2 separate regions of the Homo sapiens genome follow, and region 1 is linked to region 2. The links are chromatin loops, found by intact Hi-C in ENCODE. Cell type or tissue: PC-9. All regions are shown on one strand. Each heading gives the region's core, and the rest is flanking DNA. Links, peaks and the distances in the headings are about the cores only. Region 1 has its middle 65 kb from the start of INSIG1. Region 2 has its middle 23 kb from the start of BLACE.

Evidence for each region. Hi-C counts contacts between places; a loop is a spot of excess contacts. Peaks named below come from ENCODE experiments on the same cell type or tissue, not always from the same donor. Only the 100,000 strongest peaks of a DNase experiment are listed, where the experiment ranks them.
Region 1: it touches region 2 in a loop (17-fold over the local background); 8 of 110 quality-filtered maps call a loop at or near these places.

The regions. Positions count from the first base shown.
Region 1 is chr7:155,229,079-155,237,158 of GRCh38, reverse strand. No RefSeq gene overlaps it. Among named protein-coding and RNA genes, the nearest start is that of INSIG1, 65 kb to the left of the region's middle. RefSeq lists an enhancer at 7,603-8,080. In PC-9, for the core only: a CTCF peak has its summit at 2,918 (motif pointing left); no DNase peak of the experiment used is centred there; H3K27ac peaks cover 16 bases.
Region 2 is chr7:155,340,999-155,349,078 of GRCh38, reverse strand. No RefSeq gene overlaps it. Among named protein-coding and RNA genes, the nearest start is that of BLACE, 23 kb to the left of the region's middle. RefSeq lists a silencer at 3,944-4,333. In PC-9, for the core only: a CTCF peak has its summit at 3,968; a DNase peak (open chromatin) is centred at 3,918; H3K4me3 peaks cover 711 bases; H3K27me3 peaks cover 659 bases.

The DNA.
Region 1 (8,080 bases), core at 966-5,965, 110 kb after region 2:
AGAGTTAAAAGAGAATCAATGGACCAAGGGCCTGGAGGAAATGGGGCAGGACCCAGCTGGTAGGAGGGGGTGGCTACAAGCAGAAGAAGAGGGGGGCCCGGGCCACTGAGGGGCGAGGGGCACAGATAGGGTGGAGTGGAGGGGTGTGTGAGAGACAGAGACAGAGAGACAGAGAGACAGGCAGAGACAGAAACAGACACAGAGACAGAGAGACAGAGCAAGCAAGAGAGAAAGAGAGAGGGACAGAGACAGAGAGGGACAGAGAGAGATAGAGACAGAGAGACAGAGGTAGACATAGGGACAGAGAGAGGCGTAGGAAGGCTGAATGTGGGATTCACTCTGGCTTTCTCGTTAGCTCTGTGCACCAGGGGAAGCCCTGTTGCTCCAGCTGAAGTGGGCAGAGGCCTGGCAGCCTGGGGCAGGAGGGCAGAACAGCTCTCTGAGGATGGCAGCAGCACTGCTGGGCGCCGTGAGCCCTGGGCTGGAGCAGGGATGGCAGTGGCACCCTTGTGACTGAAGCTTTCTCTAGGAGTTCTGGGAACACCAGGGTAAGGCGGTGGCAGGCGGGCAGGTGCCGGAACAGACCTGTGTGGCATGGAGATGTGCACAGGGCAGGGTGCAGGAGAGCCCTCGGTGCTGGGCCGGGGACTCTGGGAAAGGCTGGAGAGGAAGTGAAGCTAGAGTGGGCTGAGGGGGTGCTAGGGGCCTCGGTGGGCCTAGAAGCACGGAGGTGAAGTTAGAGCTGATGGTTTCAGAGGTGGGGTCGTTTGAGGTGGTGAGTCTGGGTGTCACCACAGGAGCCACACTTGGGGGGATCCTCAGTGATGCTGGACCCGGAGGTGATAGGGTAGAGTCGCTTTGCCTCCTTCAGATGCTTACATGGCAGCCTGGCATTCTCCACGCACAGTGAAACACCGAGCACGTGCCCGCCAATGGTGAACAGGGAGCTTCATCTCAGCGCCCAGTGCATTTACTGTCCCTGCCGGGCCACCTAGCACAGCTGTTGAGAGAGACAGTGGGTACATTTGCAAAAGGCGTTGAATTTGTGAAGTGCCTTCATCTCCAGTGACTGAGCTTATATGACAGATGCCTCATACAATGGCTGATGCGTGGAATTATGGTGGAGAAAAGGAATTCTGGGAACCTGCCCCGGTGGATCTCTTCCCGTGACCACCCTGGTATCTCTTGCTCCCGCAGCGGCATCGTGATTTTCTGTTCTGTTCCCCAGCCTTGGCTGACAGAAGAGGGAACAGGCAAGGTGTGTCTGTCAGAATTAGTTATGACAGCAAGCAAAGGATAATTCCAACTAACAGCATTGTGTAAAGGATATAAGACTTCTCTGTCACAGCTAGGAGGCCTGGAAACATTACATCCTTGGCTGAAACGTGCCCCTGGGGCAGGGAACTGGGTTCCTCCTTAGCCCTCTGTTCCACTGTGCTTGGATTCCATTCCCAAGGTTGCTCATAGCCCAGGAGAGCTGCCAGGGTGCCAGCTCTTACATTCCTATTCTAGCCAACAGGGAGGAAGGAGGGCAAGAAAGATTATGCCCTTCTCTTTTGGAGCACTTCCAAGAAGGTGCCCAGGCCAAGTCTACTTCCATCCCATGTCCTGAACTTCGACGTGGCCACAATTCACTGCATGAGGAGCTGGGAAACAGAATCTTGATTCCAGATGGCCACAGAGAGAGCTCAAACTCGGTTTTTCCTTACTGAGGAGGACAGGCAGAATGGATATTGGACACGGTTGGCTGTGCCCCAAAGAGAAACTAAAGAGCGGCATCTTAGGATGATAAAAGGTGACTCAAATGTGCTGTTGCTTCTTATTCGTTTAGGAAACAGGGTAATAATAAAAAGGAGAGTGTGGGACTTTGACCCTTAAAAGAATCAGCCTATTGGAGCCAACTGATGCAGGGGAAAAGCATTTGCACTCATGGGGAAGAAGAACAGTAGCCTGATCTCTGGCCTTTGAGTTTTAATCCACAGCTGACAGTAAACCCTCTTCTGATGTTTATGACAGGCATGAGTGCAATCCCTGACCAGATCAGCCAACGCTGCTCCTCCAATGACACAGAGGAACGTCTTCCGAAAGCATGGCCGGCCCTCGCGTGACCTTCCATTGAAACTTGCCCACGTCAGCCTCAGGCTATGCTGTTGCCCCAGTTTAATCATTAATCACCTCACTTTTGCTCTCCAAAGTTTCCAGGTTTTGACAGTAGTCTGAACCACCTGTGTCAGAAGTGCCTAGAAGCTTGCTAAAATATGGATTTCTAGGTTTCATCTCAGAAATAGTCATCAAAACCCTTGGATGGCTGGGCGCGGTGGCTCACGCCTGTAATCCCAGCACTTGGGGAGGCCGAGGCGGGTGGATCACGAGGTCAGGAGATCGAGACCATCCTGGCTAACACGGTGAAACCCCGTCTCCACTAAAAAATCCAAAAAAAATAGCCGGGCTTGGTGGCGGGCGCCTGTAGTCCCAACTACTCGGGAGGCTGAGGCAGGAGAATGGTGTGAACCTGGGAGGTGGAGCTTGCAGTGAGCCGAGATCAGGCCACTGCACTCCAGCCTGGGCGACAGAGTGAGACTCTGTCAAAAAGCAAAACAAAACAAAACAAAACGCTGGACATAGGGTCTGGGATATTGCCTTTTAAAAAACATGCAATAAAACTTGAGAAGCAGTGTTCTCATGCTGTGTCTACACCACCGCAGGCCCTCCATGTATTTTACAGATAAGAAAAGCCAGGTCTGGGGATGAAGGGACAGAGCAGAGACTTGGACTGAAGTCTCCCGGCTGTCATCCTCGTGTGTTCCCCCAAGGCCACCTTGCTGGATGGTTGAGGCCCTGGCCCTGGTTCCTTGTGGTTCAGTGCCCTCCAGTGGAGCCCTGACTGATGCCCATGCCACAGCTGCCTCTTGGGATTGTTCTAAACATCAAATGGGGTAACAGCCGCAAAAGGGCTCTCGGTCAGAAGGCCATTCGGCTGAGAGTGTGTTTGCCTTCTGGGCGTTTTGGGGTGAGGCCGTGGTTTTGTATACTTACATTTTTGTTTAAGGATCTAATTTATGACCAAGACGTACCACACTAGGCATCTGGTGGGCACGTGGTCCTGCTGCCCACGTGCTGCCCACTGGCTGAAGCTGCGTGGTGCTGCTGCACTGGCTGAAGCTGCGTGTCTCTGCTGAGTGAGAAGTCGAGCGCATGGGAGGGTGGAGGCCTGTCCTGGGTCAGGCTGAACGGTGGCTGAGAGGACGTCGGGCTCAGAGACCCTGGCCCACCAGACCCTCGGCATTCCCAGCCTCCTTAATGTGCTGTGCATTCCCTCAAATTATCCACAATCCGGCACCACCCAGAGTCCACGCTGACGCAGCTGCGCGTCTCTGAGGGCCCAGGCAGAGCTGTCCTTTTGAAGCTTGTCTCTGGGCTGTGTCTGCACCAGAAACCGGCTCGCCTTGCCTGCCCCACCGTGTCCTTGACAACAGCTCCTATTTCCTTTGTTTAAGACAGAGCATAAATATTAGTGGGCGATTTAGTTACGAACCTAACAGGGATGTCTTGGAGACAGCTTTAGTGCAGAAGCCAATGAATTTGGATCTGTCTAGTGCAAAGTTCAAAGCTACTTAAAGAAAGCTTTTCGTTTGTTTGTTTTCCTTTCTCTCTTCATTTGGTGAAATGTCTGGGAAGTGTACGGCTGGCAGGCTGAAAAAGTCCTGGGAGAAAATAACTCGTGCTGGAGAGCAGCAAAGTCCTTCCCACTGGAACTTCCTAGACGAGTCCTTTGGGTTACACATCTGGAATTACTTTTACTAGACAAATCTCTTTTCACTGGACGTCTCTGATTTCAGAATGTGTGATAATTCAGACACCAGTTTGTTGATCTGAAGTTGCCTTCATCATATTCCATGATAGAGGATTTACCAAGCAAATGTCTGAATTATCGATGCTTTGAAGTCCTGTAAGGCCCATTTTGAACCGTAGGAACTGAAATGTTGGTTGATTAGAGGCACTGATGCTCTGGGTGTGGTGTGACAGAAGCGTGAGAGCCGTGTGCAGGGCCTGGGTTTGCAGCCTGGCTCTGCCCCTTGCAGGCTTTGCTCACGGGGTCCCTGTGAGCTGCTTACTCACCTGCCGGGGAAGTGAGCGAGTCCTTCAAAGGAGGCGTTGAAAGCCGACAACAAAGGCACCTTAATACACCTTTGAAGATACTGCCTCGGTCTCAACTCCACCACGAAGACTAAGACGTCTCTGTCTGCCCTGTGAAAGCGTTTAAGGACATGGCTAATTTCTGCCATCAATAAATTTACTGGTCTTATTCTATTGGGTCACTATAAAACTGGCAACAAGCAAACAGGTCTTCAGCAAAAAAGCACTTTGATGCTCATATTACCCCAAATCACTGTGATCATTAAGGATAGAAATCAAGAAGGAACAACAAAATGTGCAGGCCCTAAAACAGAAAGGACGGACGGAGCGAAGCCTCCTGCCTCCTTCCTCTTCCCAGCTTTGCAGCAGGTCCTCAAGTGGGCAAGGGCTGTGGGAGTTTTCTTTTGCTGCTATTATGGTAAATTACCACAAACTTAATGGCTTAAGACAACACAAATTTATTATCCGAGAGTTCTGTGGTTCAAAGGTCCACTACGGGTCTCACTGGGCTACGGCCAGGTGTCAGCACACTGCATCCTTCTGGGGACTCCAGGGGAGCCCCCGTTTTCTTGCCTTTTCCAGGTTGGAGGATGGCCACCTCACTGGGCTTGGGCCCTTCTGTCTTGCAGCTGCAGCAGCATCTCTCTGACTGTATCTGGCAGCGCAGCCCTTCCTCCGACTCCTCTCCCTTCCTCCTCACCAGAAGCACCTGGGATGACATTCACCCACTGGATGATCCAGGAGAATCTCTCGTCTCAAGGCCACCGATGAGCAACCATCATCCTCTGCCATGGAACCTGACACAGGCTCGCATTCCAGGGATCCAGACGTGGATGTCTCTGGGGCCATTGTTCCCTCGACCACAGGGAACAACTGCATGGGTTTCCACTGGTCAAGACAGAAATGTCGCATGACTTGGCCGAAGCAGCTGCAGTGGGCAGCCAGGGGTGGAGGCCTCTGTCCTCCACTTTGAGGCTCTGGTCAGGCGTTTAATTCCTTGCTCCGGAGATATTCCCAGTGAGTCGGCTCTCGTTAAATCTCAGAAAATTCGGTGCTGTGGAGTGGATGAGACTGGTGTATCATTGTTTAGGCCTCATCTGAGCCTATGGATTCTGTCTCAGTGATGGGGACCAGCCCAGGCCGCTGTTTCCACAAAAGAATGACTCTAACAGCAGAAAGGAGAGATGTGTGCAGAGTGAGACCTCTGGCCTGCCATGTGGGGGAACCCGCCCGGCTCCCGGCAGTGTCTCTTGGGTGGCCTCTGGGCCACCAGCGTCTGAATCCCGGAGGACTTGTTAAGGAAGGAACCTACTCCCAGTCTGGTCCCTCAGAATCAGAGTCCCTGGTAACAGGGGCCAGGGAAGCTGCACTTTTCCCCTGTGATTTTCACGTAAAATGAAGCTTTGGAATCGCCAGTACATGGGCATGGGCATGGGCATGGGCATGGACGGGCCAGCCGGATGGACGGCCGCTGCCGAGACGGAAACCTGGGAGGACTGGTCGGTCTGTCTCCTTCAGGTAGTGCTCAGGAGGCTCGAGCACACCTCGTTCCCCGTGGCACTCATGCCCACACTCATCCCTGAAACTTGAGCCAATGTAAGAAACAGCCGTGTGTGGTGATCCATGGGGTGCTGCAGGCAACAGATGCCAAATGCGGTTTTTGTGATGGGAGTCTGGGGCGGGATAACTGTGGGTGCTGCGGGCAACAGACCCCGAATGCGGTTTTTGTGATGGGAGTCTGGGGCGGAATAGCTGTTCTAGAGCCGTGAAGGGATCAAGCACATTCCCAAAGCCCCTGCTCGGCATAATGACCTTATTAAGTCCACGTTTTCTTTCTTTTCCTGGTAGATAGGATCTTTTCTAACCTTTTCCACCTAAGATTCATACATAATTCCCTTCCCCAGCATGATTTGTAACGGCTGCACGGTGGACCATCCCTTGGGAGGCCCATCATCATTCACCTCAACAGGCCCCTTTCCTGGGCCTTTAGGTAAATCTACATGTTCTTTTCGACTGAGGCTTTTTGGCAACCACACATGAAAGTGATGGTCTGGGCCGGGCGAGGTGGCTCACGCCTGTAATCCCAGCACTTTGGGAGGCCAAGGTGGGTGGATCACCTGAGGTCAGCAGTTCGAGACCAGCCTGGCCAACATGGCAAAACCCTGTCTCTACTAAAAATATGAAAATTAGCTGGGCATGGTGGCACATGCCTGTAATCCTAGCTACTCGGGAGGCTGAGGCAGGAGAATCACTTGAACCCAGGAGGCAGAGGTTGCAGTGAGCTAAGACTGTGCCACTGCACTCCAGCCTGGGCAACACAGCGAGACTCCGTCTCAAAAAAAAAGAAAGAAAGTGATGGTCTGCAGCTGATGCAGAGTTATGTAACATGCCACACCTTCCATTTTATCATTTTTAATACAGAATAAAATCCGTCCACAAGTTTCTATGAGACAACATTCAAGAGTGATGTGGTGTAGGTTGTGTTTCGTGAGGCACTGCCAAGATCACAAGAATGTGACTGTTTTTATGATGATCAATGACTCTGACCTCCACAAAGGATTCCTCTGTGAGTGAGGGATCAGATGGCAGCCTGTGGACAGCTGGCATTCCTCAGCGTATTGGTCAGACGACACTCCCTCCTCCGAGAATGGCAGGGTTCCCTCAGTGGAGGAGGCGAGCTGATTGGGTCAGCTGGGAGCTAAGTGAGGTCACAGGGAGGGGCCCCTACCCTGTATAATTGTATCTTTATAAGGAGTGAAAGAGACACCATCTACGGCTTCGCTCCTGGGGAGCCAGAAGCATGGAATCAGGTCCGCGTGGTGGAGGGTTTGGGGCAGGGGCGGGTAAATATGAGGAAAGGGCCAGACAGTGAATATTTTAGGGTTTGTGGCTGTGCAACTCTGCTGTTGTAGTGCAGAAGCAGCCGTGGGTGATACCTGGGCAAATGGGCCTGGCTGTGTTCCCATGAAAATGCATTTACTATAACAGATGCCAAGAGGATTAGGCCACCAACTTTGGCGTGTGCTCTTCGGGCCTGCCGTCTAACAGAATGAGGGTTCCAGCGGTGTTCGCATCATCAGACGTCTAGTGTTCTGCACATAAAACAAGCTCTTGAGGTCAGGAGACAACATGCAATCTAGCAGGCAGGTAGCTCGTGAAGCGTCTCATCTCCCAGCATAACAAGTGCTTCTCCATCCATATGTACAGAATTCCACTCTCCAGGTGGGAACGTTGTGATGGAATACGCTCTGAGAGATAGAGGAGGCGACTTCTGCCAGGAGTGATCAGGAGGACTTCTTGGAGGAGGCAGCACTTGAGCTGGTCTTGAAAGATGATGAGATTTTAATGGGAAAAGAGATGATCGAGAAGAACCTTCTAGCAGGAGGGAGCTGCCCTAGCAAAGACAGGAAGGCTGGAAAATGCGAGAAGTGGGACAGGAAGATCAACACAGGACCTCTCCCTTCTGAGCCAAACTGACACCTACCTCTTGCCATGACAGGCCGCTCTTCTGGAGATTATAAACTATTTATTTTTAACAGAGAAACTGCCTTAGTTGGAGTTCTGGCTCTGCCACTTACTTAGGTAAGAAAGAACTTCTTGGGCCTCAGGCCCTCACCTGTAAAAGGGGCTGAATAATAGGATTGTGCCTCTCTCCAATGGGCTGTTAGAGGTTGGACTGCATGCCCCCAATACTCTTATGCTGAGGCCTAACCCGGTGTGACTGCACATGGAGACAGGGTGTGTAGGGAGGGGATGAAGCTTAAGTGAGGCCACAGGGGAGGCCCAACCCTGTAGAGTCGTGTCTTTATAAGGAGTGAAAGAGACACCATTGCTTGCTTCTCTCCTGTGGGCAGAGGAAAGGCCAGGTGAGGACACAGGCAGGAGGTGCCCCCGCAGCCTCAGGCAGAGCCCTCACCACGCCAGCCCTGCTGACGCCTTGATC
Region 2 (8,080 bases), core at 1,061-6,060:
ACAGTAGGCAGGAGCATCTGGGGATTAATGGAAGGCCCCATTCTCCACCAGGTCAGACAGACGGGTTCGCAGCCAGACACCTGAAGGCAAGTAAGGCCACCTGGCCAGAGGTCCTGGCATGGGGCAGGCAGTGAGCAGGGTGGGACATACCTGGCAGCCCTTTCCCTCTGCAACTGCACCACTCAGCCCTGACAGTGGTGCTATGTGGGTGCTCTCTCTATGTGGGTGCTCTCTCTATGAGTGCTCTATGTAGGTGCTCTCTCTATGTGGGTGCTCTCTCTATGTGAGTGCTCTCTATGTAGGTGCTCTCTCTATGTGGGTGCTCTCTCTATGTGGGTGCACTCTCTATGTGGGTGCACTCTCTATGTGAGTGTTCTCTATGTAGGTGCTCTCTCTATGGGGTACTCTGTGGGTGATCTCTCTATGTGGGTGCTCTCTGTGAGTGCTTTCTCTATGTAGGTGCTCTATGTGGGTGCTCTATGTGGGTGCTCTCTCTAGGTGCTCTATGTGAGTGCTCTCTAGGTGCTCTCTCTAGGTGCTCTCTCTATGTGAGTGCTCTATGTAGGTGCTCTCTCTGAGTGCTCTCTCTATGTGGGTGCTCTCTATGTGAGTGCTCTATGTGGGTGCTCTCTCTAGGTGCTCTATGTGAGTGCTCTCTATGTAGGTGCTCTATGGGAGTGCTCTCTATGTGGGTGCTCTGAGTGCTCTCTCTATGTGGGTGTTCTCTCTATGTGGGTGCTCTCTGTATGTAGGTGCTCTATGCGAGTGCTCTATGTGAGTGCTCTATTTATGTAGGTGCTCTATCTATGTGAGTGCTCTATGTAGGTGTTCTCTATGTGAGTGCTCTCTCTATGTGGGTGCTCTCTCTATGTAGGTGCTCTATATGGGTGCTCTCTCTATGTGGGTACCCTATGTGGGTGCTCTCTATGTGTGCTCTCTATGTGAGTGCTCTATGTAGGTGCTCTCTCTATGTGCGTGCTCTCTCTATGTAGATGCTCTCTCTATGTGGGTGCTCTCTCTATGTGGATGCTCTCTCTATGTGGGTGCTCTATGTAGGTGCTCTATGTGAGTGCTATGTAGGTGCTCTCTGTATGTGAGTGCTCTCTATGTAGATGCTCTATTTGGGTGCTCTCTCTATGTGGGTGCTCTCTCTATATGGGTGCTCTCTCTATGTGGGTGCTCTCTCTATGTAGGTGCTCTTTTTGTGGGTGCTCTTTATGTGGGTGCTCTATGTGAGTGCTCTCTCTATGTGGGTGCTCTCTCTATGTGGGTGCTCTATGTGTGTGCTCTCTCTATGTGAGTGCTCTATGTGAGTGCTCTCTCTATGTGGGTGCTCTCTCTATGTGGGTGCTCTCTCTATGTGAGTGCTCTCTATGTAGGTGCTCTCTCTATGTGGGTGCTCTCTCTATGTGGGTGCACTCTCTATGTGAGTGTTCTCTATGTAGGTGCTCTCTGGGGTACTCTATGTGAGTGATCTCTCTATGTGGGTGCTCTCTGTGAGTGCTTTCTCTATGTAGGTGCTCTATGTGGGTGCTCTATGTGGGTGCTCTCTCTATGTAGGTGCTCTATGTGAGTGCTCTCTAGGTGCTCTCTCTATGTAGGTGCTCTCTCTATGTGAGTGCTCTATGTAGGTGCTCTCTCTGAGTGCTCTCTCTGTGTGAGTGCTCTATGTGGGTGCTCTCTCTAGGTGCTCTATGTGAGTGCTCTCTATGTAGGTGCTCTATGGGAGTGCTCTCTATGCGGGTGCTCTGAGTGCTCTCTCTATGTGGGTGTTCTCTCTATGTGGGTGCTCTCTCTATGTAGGTGCTCTATGCGAGTGCTCTATGTGAGTGCTCTGTTTATGTAGGTGCTCTCTCTATGTGAGTGCTCTATGTAGGTGTTCTCTGTGAGTGCTCTCTCTATGTGGGTGCTCTCTCTATGTAGGTGCTCTATATGGGTGCTCTCTCTATGTGGGTACTCTGTGGGTGCTCTCTGTGTGTGCTCTCTATGTGAGTGCTCTATGTAGGTGCTCTCTCTATGTGAGTGCTCTCTCTATGTAGATGCTCTCTCTATGTGGGTGCTCTCTCTTTGTGGATGCTCTCTCTATGTGGGTGCTCTCTCTATGTAGGTGCTCTCTCTATGTGAGTGCTATGTAGGTGCTCTCTGTATGTGAGTGCTCTCTATGTAGATGCTCTATTTGGGTGCTCTCTCTATGTGGGTGCTCTCTCTATATGGGTGCTCTCTCTATGTGGGTGCTCTCTATGTAGGTGCTCTTTTTGTGGGTGCTCTCTCTATGTGGGTGCTCTCTATGTGGGTGCTCTCTCTGTGAGTGCTCTCTCTATGGGTGCTCTATGTGAGTGCTCTTTCTATGTGGGTGCTCTCTCTGTGTGAGTGCTCTCTCTATGTGAGTGCTCTCTCTAGGTGCTCTATGTGAGTGGTCTATGGGGGTGCTCTCTCTATGGAGGTGCTCTATGTGAGTGCTGTCTCTATGGGGGTGCTCCCTCTGTGTGGGTGCTCTATGGGGGTGCGCTATGTGAGTGCTCTGTCTATGGGATGCTCCCTCTGTGTGGGTGCTCTCTCTGTGGGGGTGCTCCCTCTGTGTGGGGGCTCTATGGGGTGCTCTCTCTATGGGGGTATTTTCTCTAGTGGGTGCTCTGTGTGAGTGCTGTGTCTATAGGGTGCTCCCTCTGTGTGGGTGCTGTCTCTATGGGTGCTCTCTCTAAGGGATGCTCTCTCTATAGGGGTGCTCCCTCTGTGTGGGGGCTTTCTCTATGGTGGTGCTCTCTCTATAGGGATGCTCTCTATGGGGGTGCTTTCTTTAGGGGGGTGCTCTATGTGAGTGCTCCCTCTGTGTGCGTGCTCCCTCTGTGGGTGGTTTCGCTAAGGGGTGCTCTCTCTAAGGGGTGCTGTCTCTATGGGGGTGCTCCCTCTGTGTGGGGGCTTTCTATGGTGGTGCTCTCTATAGGGATGCTCTCTATGTGGGTGCTTTCTTTAGGGGGTGCTCTATGTGAGTGCTCCCTCTGTGTGGATGCTGCCTCTGTGTGGGTGCTTTCGCTAAGGGGTGCTCTCTCTAAGGGGTGCTGTCTCTATGGGGGTGCTCCCTCTGTGTGGGGGCTTTCTCTATGGTGGTGCTCTCTAGGGGTGCTCTCTCTATGGGGTGCTCTCTCTATAAGGGTGCTCTCTCTATAAGGGTGCTCTCTCTATGGGGGTGCTTTCTCTAGGGGGGTGCTCTATGTGAGTGCTGTCTCTATGGGGGTGCTCCCTCTGTGTGGGTGCTCTCTCTATGCAGATGCTCTATATGGGTGCTCTGTGGGAGTGCTCTCTATGTGGGCACTCTCTTTAGTGAGTGCTCTATGTGAGTGCTCTCTCTGTGGGTGCTCCCTCTATGTGGGTGCTCTCTGTATGTGGGTGCTCTCTTTACTGAGTGCTGTATGTGGGTGCTCTCTCTATGGGAGTGCTCTCTGTGTAGATGCTCTAGTGAGTGCTCTCTTTATGTGAGCGCCCTCTTTATGTGAGTGCTCTATGTATGTAGGTGCTCTCTTTATGTGGGTGCTGTCTTTAGTGAGTGCCCCCTCAATGTGTTACTTGCTCTATGCGATGCTCTCTTATGTGACTCTGCAGTCCCTGGAACCACTGAAGGGGCGGATGGTTGTTATAATCGGATGAGAGCAGCTAGTTAAAAAAGCAGATTGCAAGGCGGCTGGGGACTGAGTGGACCCGGTGGCTATTTCTATTACATTTGTAATTTGACCTTCCAGTTTTTTACGTTTCAGCCACTTACGTGTCATCCCTGCTCTCAAAGCTTCATTTTCAGCAATCTAGAAAACAAGCCCCAAGTCCCTGTCTCTTGTAACCTCAGTGAATACATTGCCGAAAGCTCCGTCTAGTGTGTATACAGCTTAAGGAAAGACAACCGACGTACACGCTGCATTTCTCAGCGACGAAATTCCCACTGCCTTGTGCCTTGAAGTCAGTCGCCGGCAGGGCTCCGCGCTCTCTCTAGGGTGGGCGGGAGTCGGAGCGCGCGGCGCGCGGATGGCCGCCAGGGGGCGCTGGTGCGGCGCGGCGGGGGCGAAGGGGCGGGGACTAGCCCAGGGCGCCACTCAGTCCCCGCGCGGGAAGCTTTGGGGCGCGCTGCCCTGCGGCGTGGGGCGCGGCGGCGTCCGACTGCGGGGTGACCGCCCCTCCTCGGGCCGGGGCCTCAGCAGCCGCCCTGGCCCCTGGATTGCGCTGGCGGGACAGGTGTGTGGGAGGAGGAGGCTGAAAGCGCCCTCCCACTAAGGACACACGGGCGCAGGGGAGCCCCGGGAGGGCCACGGGGGAGCCCCGGGAGGGCCACGGGAGAGCCCCAGAAAGGTCCCAGGAAGGACTCGGGAGAGCCCCAGGAAGCTCCAGGGAGAGCCCCAAGAAGGTTCCGGGAGAGCCCCCAGGAAGACCCCGGGAGAGCCCCAGGGAGGTCCCGGGAGGGCCCCAGGAAGACCCTGGCAGAGCCCGAGGAAGATCCCGAGAAAGCCCCAGGAAGGTCCCGAGAGAGCCCCAGGAAGGCCCCAGGAAGGTCCCGGGAGAGCCCCAGGGAGGTCCCAGGAGGGCCCCAGGAAGCGCCCGGCAAAGCCCCAGAAAAGGGAAAGCGCAGAACCAGCCCCAGGTCGGGAGGCCCCGCAGCAACAGGAGTGGTGTCAAGGGGAGGTTGCCTGCACCACGGCCGGCCGTAGGGCCCCACAGTGTAGGGTGTGGGTTTTTTCATTGTTTTGTTGTTGTTGTTGTTTATTTGTTTGTTTTTTGAGACAGTCTCGCGCTGTCGCCCAGGTTGTTGTGCAGTGGTGCGATCTTGGCTCCCTGCAACCTCCACCTCCCAGGTTCAAGCGATTCTCCTGCCTCAGCCTCCCGAGTAGCTGGGACTACAGGCACATGCCATCACGCCCAGCTATTTTTTGTATTTTTAGTAGAGACAGGGTTTCACCATGTTGGCCAGGATGGTCTCAGTCTCTTGACCTCATGATCCACCTGCCTCGACCTCCCAAAGTGCTGGGATCACAGGCATGAGCCACTGCGCCCAGCCTAGGGTGTGGTTTTATGAGGCACGATGCCCAGGTAATATCCCCAGGTGGGCCGCAGGTCACTAAAGGTGCGTTTCTGCCATTGGTGAGGTGGGAGAAAGGCCCTGTGCCTCACAGTGGGCAGATCTTTCTGGAATGCGAGCTGAGGCCGTTGAAGCGCCTGCTGTGTGTGGGGCAGAGACAGGTGACAAGCCTTGGCCTGCCTTTGAATCCCTGTCTTTGGCTCCAGGGGCCACTGGCAGTGTCTGAAGCTGATTTGGTTGCAGGAGGGGCTGCCACAGGCATCTAAACGGGCAGAGGCCAGGGATGCAGGCAGGCCCACCGCCATGCACACGATGGCCCCACAGAGAGGCCCCCAGCCCTGCACAGGACAGCCCCACACAGTTATCCTGTTCAAATGCCACTGAGGCGAGGCTGAATATCCTGGTCAAGAGAGACAAAGACAGGCATCCACAGAAATGCTCTGATGGGTTCCCAGGGGCATGGGGACAGGGTGAGGAGCCACTCAGCCGTACAGTATAGCCGTCCCCCTGGCAGTGTGGGCATTGGCCCTGTTCCCTGGGCTCCAGGACAGTTACTTGCAGATTTCTTGTTGCATTTGGACTCTGTTTACCATCACTCCATGGATATTAACAGGGTGCCTACACTACAAGTTCAGATCGCACGAGGGAGACCAGGTCCCCTTCCATCTGTTAGGACCGCAGTGGGGAGAGCTACAGTGGCCCCTCAGGCTTGGATTATGCCAGGTGAAACCCCAGTAGTTGCTGTGATCTGGCTGCGTGAAGTGCATGTTCTGAGTGGGTTAAGCAAGACAGATCGTACAGAGTTATTGGTGTTCAAAGATGAGTTAAACAAAAGAAATCAGTAGGGTTACTAAAGTAGAAATAGTTAAAACAGAACAACAGAAAACCAAGCTTGTAAACTGAATGCAGAATCACAAAGTTTGTGGAAAGAGGTGATGCATGATTCAAAAATCTATCAACATACCAGGAATTTGGAAGTGGGGAGTGAGAAAGAAGTAGAGGAAAGTGAAGATATTTGAACTATATTGGGCAGTGGGGGTTGGGGAGCTCTTGCTAACAAATATTAAAGAGGCAGATGGTAAAGAATGGTTTAGAAAAATGTCAAGGTTACTACTTTAAAAGTACAGAGAGCTTTCACATCACGAAAGATGATACGAACAAAATAACAGCCCTCCATAGCTTTCTCCCGCTGCCTCACAAAATACCGCAGACTGGGTGGCTTGAACCACAGACACTTATTCCTCAGGCTCTGGAGGTTGGAGGCCTGAGGGGTGGGTGCCAGCATGGCTGGGCTCTCGCGAGGCCCCTCTTCCAGGCTCACAGAAGGCCACCTTCTTGCCCTGCCCTCCTCAGTGGCCTTTCTTGGTGCCAGCATCGGAGGAGAGAATGAGCGAGCTCTCTGGTGTCCCTTGTTATGAGAGCACTAATCTCGTGGGATCAGGGCCCACCCTTATGGCCTCGTGTAACCTTAATGGCTGCCTTACTTCACGTACAGCCATACCGGGGTTTGAGGCTCCAGCATGGGAATTTTGGGGCCTCGCCAACATTCAGTCCATGGGAGGCCCCTAGGACGAAATGCTGGGCTTGAAGGAAACTGCATAAAGCAAAACAGAGACATCTCGGAGCAAGGGAGCTGGGGACCCACAGCCACACAAGGGAGCCGGGGAAACCACAGCCACGCAGACCATTGGTGTTTCTTGTTGTGATCAAGAGACAGAGTTTTTAAAGCAATGTTACACATAAACATCAAAACAATATTGAACTTCCAGGGAAGAGAATGGGTTAAGTGGGTTAGAATTTCCAAGATGTTAGGGGCTGAATTGTGTCTCCATAAATCCAAAGGATGAAGTCCTAACCCCTAAGACCTCAGAAGGTGACCTTATAGGGAGATAGGGTCTTTACAGAGGTCATCAAGTTAAGATGAAGTTGTTAGGGTGAGCCCTAGTCCAGTATGACTGGTGTCCTTAAACATGGGGGACATTGGACACAGACACCCACAGGGAGAGCCCTGCGGGAAGGTAAAAATAGCTGTCTGCAAGCCCCGGGGGGAGGCCACAGAATGTGGCTGTATTTGGAGCTAGAGCCATTCAAGAGGAAATTAAGGTCAAATGGGTTCACTGGGGTGGACCCTAATCCCATAGGACTGGTGTCCTTAGAAGAAGAGGAGATAAGGACACAGACACACAGAGGCATGACCATGTGAGGACCCAGGGAGATGGCATCTGACTGCAAGCCACAGAGAGAGGCCTCGGGAGAAAACAGCCCTGCCCAACCTTGATCTTGGACTTCCAGCCTCCAGAACTGAGAGGAGATACGTTTGTGATGTCTGAGCCCCCTGCATGTGGTGCGTTGCTAGGGAGTGTTTGAAAGCTCTTTCACCACGTCACAGCAGGTGGGTCTCAGGCTCTTGGTTTTCACTGTGTCACAGCAGGTGGGTCTCAGGCTCTTGGTTTTCACTGTGTCACAGCAGGTGGGTCTCAGGCTCTTGGTTTTCACTGTGTCACAGCAGGTGGATCTCAGGCTCTTGGTTTTCACTGTGTCACAGCAGGTGGGTCTCAGGCTCTTGGTTTTCACTGTGTCACAGCAGGTGGGTCTCAGGCTCTTGGTTTTCACTGTGTCACAGCAGGTGGGTCTCAGGCTCTTGGTTTTCACTGTGTCACAGCAGGTGGGTCTCAGGCTCTTGGTTTTCACTGTGTCACAGCAGGTGGGTCTCAGGCTCTTGGTTTTCACTGTGTCACAGCAGGTGGGTCTCAGGCTCTTGGTTTTCACTGTGTCAAAGCAGGTGGGTCTCAGGCTCTTGGTTTTCACTGTGTCAAAGCAGGTGGTTCGCAGGCTCTTGGTTTTCACCATGTCAAAGTGGGTGGGTCTCAGGCCCCTATTTTGCTGTTTTGTGGATTTTTATGTGTGCTAATACATGGAAGAGACCTAAACATACTTTTAGGCTGTGAGGAAGAAGCCAGCAGACAAGGGTAGCCTAAAATACTGGTGAGATGAACCCCATGTGGTCCATCTGCATGGCAG